2 separate regions of the Homo sapiens genome follow, and region 2 is linked to region 1. A link is a loop called in an ENCODE intact Hi-C map of the cell type or tissue named here. Cell type or tissue: sigmoid colon. All regions are shown on one strand.

The links. Hi-C counts contacts between places; a loop is a spot of excess contacts. Peaks named below come from ENCODE experiments on the same cell type or tissue, not always from the same donor. Only the 100,000 strongest peaks of a DNase experiment are listed, where the experiment ranks them.
Region 2: it touches region 1 in a loop (2.8-fold over the local background); 9 of 110 quality-filtered maps call a loop at or near these places.

What each region holds. Positions count from the first base shown.
Region 1 is chr9:97,593,428-97,595,927 of GRCh38, forward strand. All of the region lies in intron 9 of TMOD1 (tropomodulin 1), which reads left to right. Among named protein-coding and RNA genes, the nearest start is that of TSTD2, 39 kb to the right of the region's middle. In sigmoid colon, no CTCF peak of the experiment used is centred here; a DNase peak (open chromatin) is centred at 1,134.
Region 2 is chr9:97,528,230-97,530,729 of GRCh38, forward strand. All of the region lies in intron 2 of TMOD1 (tropomodulin 1), which reads left to right. Among named protein-coding and RNA genes, the nearest start is that of TMOD1-AS1, 13 kb to the left of the region's middle. RefSeq lists enhancers at 1-46, 1,479-1,528. In sigmoid colon, no CTCF peak of the experiment used is centred here; a DNase peak (open chromatin) is centred at 1,482.

The sequences.
Region 1 (2,500 bases):
TCCCTTAGAAAGAAACTGGAGCCTGGGGTGGGGGTAGGGGGTCTAGGCAGCAGCTCAGTCAGGTCACACCAGCTGTTAGTGACAGCAAGCATTTTCTGGGCAACTTTTGTGTGCCTAGGACTGTGCTAGGTGATATCAGAGGTAGCAGAAAGGCTACCTCTGACTGAAGAAGCTTTATAACCTTTTAGGGGAAAAAAAAGACTCAAAGGCATGCCTAAAAATTCAAGAATGCCTACAAATTCTATCTAAACAAAGTGAGGAAATGATTTATTGAGACAGAGGCCAGTTAGGCAAAGCATGCTGGTTGGGGATGGGGCTTTAGCCAGCCTTGAAAGGAAGAGATAGGTTGATGGAGGAGGTCTAGAGGCATCCCTCTGGGGGTTCTAGGAGTATTAGGAAGTAGTGCTGGGGGTACAAAGGAGAGACAGAAGGATCTAAAAGGATTGGAGGAACTGTTAAAAGGAGTTAGACCTAGGAGGAAAAATGAGTTCACAAAGTAGGAAGGGAAGGGCATTCCAAGCAGAGGGAACAGCATGAGCAAAGGCAGGACAGTTGAAAGTATATGGGATGTTCACAAGGAATGGGGCTGGGTAGGTGTTTGGGTGGCTGCAGCCCAAGGCCTTTAATGTCAAGCTCAGGGGCCTGGCGATGGAAGCAGGTGGGAAGCAGAGACCGTGGCAGTTTCCTGGACGGTGATGCCAGGTGATAAAATTGGGCCTCTGGGTTACCCCAGGGAACTGTGGGCAGCTGCTCCCTTGGGGTTTCCTACAGAAGGAATTAGAGATGAATCATCTCAGTGATTACAGGGAACAGAGTGCTACTTGGTGATGTAGGATCTCTAGCTTTAAAATGAAATTTGCGCCCATCTGCTAATTTTTGTAAGAGAAATGTTTGTTATGGCAGTGCCTCAGCTTCCTCCTGACTTTACAACAGATTATTTGCATCCTACATTAATGCCGCAGTGAAGCAGACAGACTTCATGTTTTCCAACTGAATATTTGTATCGTAAAAGCCTCCTGCCAGCTCCTCCTCGGGACTGAGGCTGTTAGCAGGCCTGGCAGCAGGGAGCGCAGATTGGGAAGGGAGCAGGCCTCTCAGGCCTCCTGCTCATTCTCACCTGCCTCTGCTGGCTCTTTGCCCATGGCTGGGGCCTCTGCAGTACTTGGGCTCCTCCTTGGGGGACATTGAGTCCCCAAGGCTATGAGGACAGCGACTGGCTCTGCAGACAGGCGGTATGCCCAGGATGCATCCTGACCAGTGCGTCTTCGGTCCTCCCCACCCTGGGCACCAAGCTCTAAACAGAGCGTTCTGTGAGTGCAGGGTGCCAGGGAGGAGCCGAGCTGTGGATCCCATCTGCGTTTTCCCACAGCAATACCTCAGATGACTGTCATCTCCACACTATTTATAGCAAAGAGCCAGGCCAAGCATGGCACTTCAGGTCCTCTAAATCTGCCACTGCAGCTCTCTCCACTTAGCAAAATCTGAATTGCAGCCTGTGAGTTAAGACAGTTGTGTGGGTTGGGGTATCGTGTGGAGGGAGAGTAACATGTTTAAAAGCAGAAAACATCCCTTCCTGGGAGTCACCATTTTACAGTATTCTCAGGGAAGACCTTTGCAGCAAGCAGCCCAGACATAGCACACTGCAAAGCAATTTCTAAAAAAAATGTATTTTATTGTCAATTGACAATTTGTAATTGTATATATTTATGTGATACAAAGTGCTGTTATGATTTATGAATACAATGTGGAAAAATTAAATTAAGTGAATTAGCATATCATCACCTCAAATACTTTTTGTGGTGAGAACGTTTATTTTTTAGCAATTTTGAAATGTATAATACACTATTATTAGCTATATTCACCATGCTGTGTAACAGAGCTTTATAAAACACCTTATTCCTCTTGTCCAACTGAGATTTTTGTATCCTGTGGCCATTATCTCCCCATTCCCCACCCACAGCTTCTGTAATGACAGTTTTACTCCCTGCTTCTATGAGGTCAATTGTTTTAGATTCCACATATAATTTGTCTTTTTGTGGCTGGCTTATTTCACTTAGTATAATGTTCTCCAATTCCACTCATGTGGTTGCAAATGAACAAATTTCCTTTTTTTTTTTTTTTTTTTTAAAGAAAAGGCTGAATCGTACTCCATTGTGCATATATCCCCCAGTTTCTTTATCCATTCTTGTTGATAGACACTTAGGTTGATTCCTTATTTTGGGTATTGTGAATGATGCTGCAATGAACATGGAGTGAAACATCTTTTCAACTGATTTTAATATTTTGGGTAAATATCCAGAAGTGGGACTGCTGGATCCCAAATCAGTTTCATCATAGTCCCCCAAACCTATCTCAGAAAAGGCAGCCAGGTACGGTGGCTCACACCTGTAATCCCAGCACTTTGGGAGGCCGAGGCAGGCGGATCACCTGAGGTCAGGAGTTTGAGACCAGCCTGGCCAACATGGTGAAACCCTGTCTCTACTAAAAATACAAAAAATTA
Region 2 (2,500 bases), 65 kb before region 1:
TGCTGACGGTCGCAGGACCCAGGCAGGCACGGAGACTCGGATTTCAAACAGGCTCCAGAGTGTGTGCACCTCCCACTCTGGCAGGAGAAAAGTAATTGAGCACAGGGGTGTGGGAGCAGGCATGGGCCATCTGAGACCTGAGATTCTCAGACCACTGTGGTTTCCCAGTTGGCATTTTCAAAGACCCCTTTCTCTCTCAGTTCAAAGAAAAGAGAAGAGAAACCAGAGAGAGGATAGGAGATAATGGAGGCCAGTGAGTTTCTGTCCCAGCCACACAATTGATCCCTTCATTAAGATCAGCTCTGTTACCTGATTTGCAAGACAGTATGTGAGCTTCGAAAAGGCCTGGAGGGCCTCCCTTCTTTTGGAGAGCACAAACATTCCAGTTCTAGTTTCACCCTCCCTTGGCCCATGCTCTGAAATCACAGCACAGGGAGAGGCCAAAGATATGCAGACAATGAGAGACTCCTAGCCAGCCAGCAGGTGTCTGCCCCTCCCACGGCTTCAGAGCAGGAGCAGAGCCCAGAGAGGGGAAAGAACTTGGTCTAGGTCACACATCCAAGCAGAACCAGATCAGAACCCTGGTGCCTTGGCACCTAGGCCACTGCCCTCTCTGTTATAGTCCATATTCCTCCTGTTTTTGTTTAATGAGTGCTTAGATGGCACTCACTATGTGCAGGTGCTGTTCTAAGGAATTTGAAAATATTAACTTATTTGACCATCATCATGATCCTAGGAGGCAGGCGCTGTTATCATCCCCATTTTACAGATGAGGAAACTGAGAGGTGAAGTAACTTGTCCAAAGTCCCACAACTAGGCGATGGCAGAGCCACTGCGTGTGGGTCTGGAGTCCACGACGTAGCCATGCCACTCCAAGGCCTCATGGGAGTGTTCAGGGAGAGAGTTTAGACTGCAGATGTGCTCTGGTTTTGTGGTTGGGGGTCGCTGTAGGAAAATAATCCCTCTTTTTTCTGGGAAAGAGCCTGAGGTGCAGAAGTCCAGGTTCCAGTCCTGGCTCTGCTCTGGACTTGGGTACGTGATTTTCCTTCTTTGGATCTCAATTTTCCTGTCTGTAAAATGGATACAGTCGGCCTAGATGGCCTTGGAAGCCCCCTCTAGCTCTAACCACATATGATTTCTTTGAACCATTCCTGGCTGTCTTAGTACCTGAATTCAACAAACACTTCAAGGGGTGACGTTTCTGGTTATGCAATTGTTAAGCCCCAGTGTCATGTGGCAGAATGGAGTACGAGGACTTGGAAAGCAGCTCTGTTTGCAGCAGAGGATTCCAAACTTGTGCACGTTAAAAAAAAAAAAAAAGTCCCCAAAACTTTCTATCTCTCTCTCTGGAAAAACTCGAGCTTATCATGAGATTGTTGCACTTGGACTCCCTCGGGAAAGGAATGCTTCATGTGCTAAAAGTATCCGCTGTTGACTGATTCCCCAGAGGATCTGCCCTTTCTCATCTCTCTGGAGTTAAGTGGATGCTGCTCTGAAGCAGAGCCAGCTCCTCAGTTCAGATTGCCTTTGTACCAGGCAGTGGGGGCAACACAGAGAGAGGTTTTGAGAATGACAAGTCATCGTGACTTCTGCAGGGAGCAGTGTACAGTTTTCATATGAGTAATAGACGCTCAATACTTCCTGGGTGTGCCATAAGCAAAGCCCTACGTGGATTATCTCATTTAGTCCTCTGGGAGGGTTCAGTCATTAGCCCCATTTTAAAGATGGAGAAGCCGAGGCTTAGAGATATAAAGTAACCTGCCCAGGATGCAATCTGAGCGGTGCTGGGATTCCAACCTAGACAGTCTTGGCCCAGTAACCTGTGCTGTTAACCCTGGGAGCACCTCTGAGACTAGCCCAGAAGGAAACTCAGAGAGCAGATTGGGGAATTATGCGTAAATTCTTATTTCCAACTTGATTTCTTTTGAAGTTGTTATGTTATTTTCACAATAAATACTAATCTTTCAAGAAAAGAAGAATCCACCAACACAAGGAATTTAACTGTAAATATTGATTGTTAATGAGGATTTGGGGAAAGGCAGAACATTTTTTAAACTGTCTCAGTAAAAGGCTCAAAATATTCGCAGGAGAGAAGATGGTAGAGATAATTCAACCTTATAAAGAAATTGGGTCCTAAGAGTTGATTTTAAAGTCAGCTGTCAGGAATCTGTGACACAATATAACCATAGAAACAATAATGGAAAACAACAGACCCTCTGCAAAGCCTGAATAATAATAACGATGATTTTCTACTGAGGAGTTTTTTTTTTTTTTTTGAGACAGAGTCTCGCTCTGTCGCCCAGGCTGGAGTGCAGTGGCATGATCTCGGCTCCCTGCAAGCTCTGCCTCCCGGGTCCACGCCATTCTCCTTCCTCAGCCTCCCGAGTAGCTGGGACTACAGGCGCCCGCCACCATGCCTGGCTAATTGTTTTTGTATTTTTAGTAGAGACGGGGTTTCACCGTGTTAGCCAGGATGGTCTCGATCTCCTGACCTCATGAT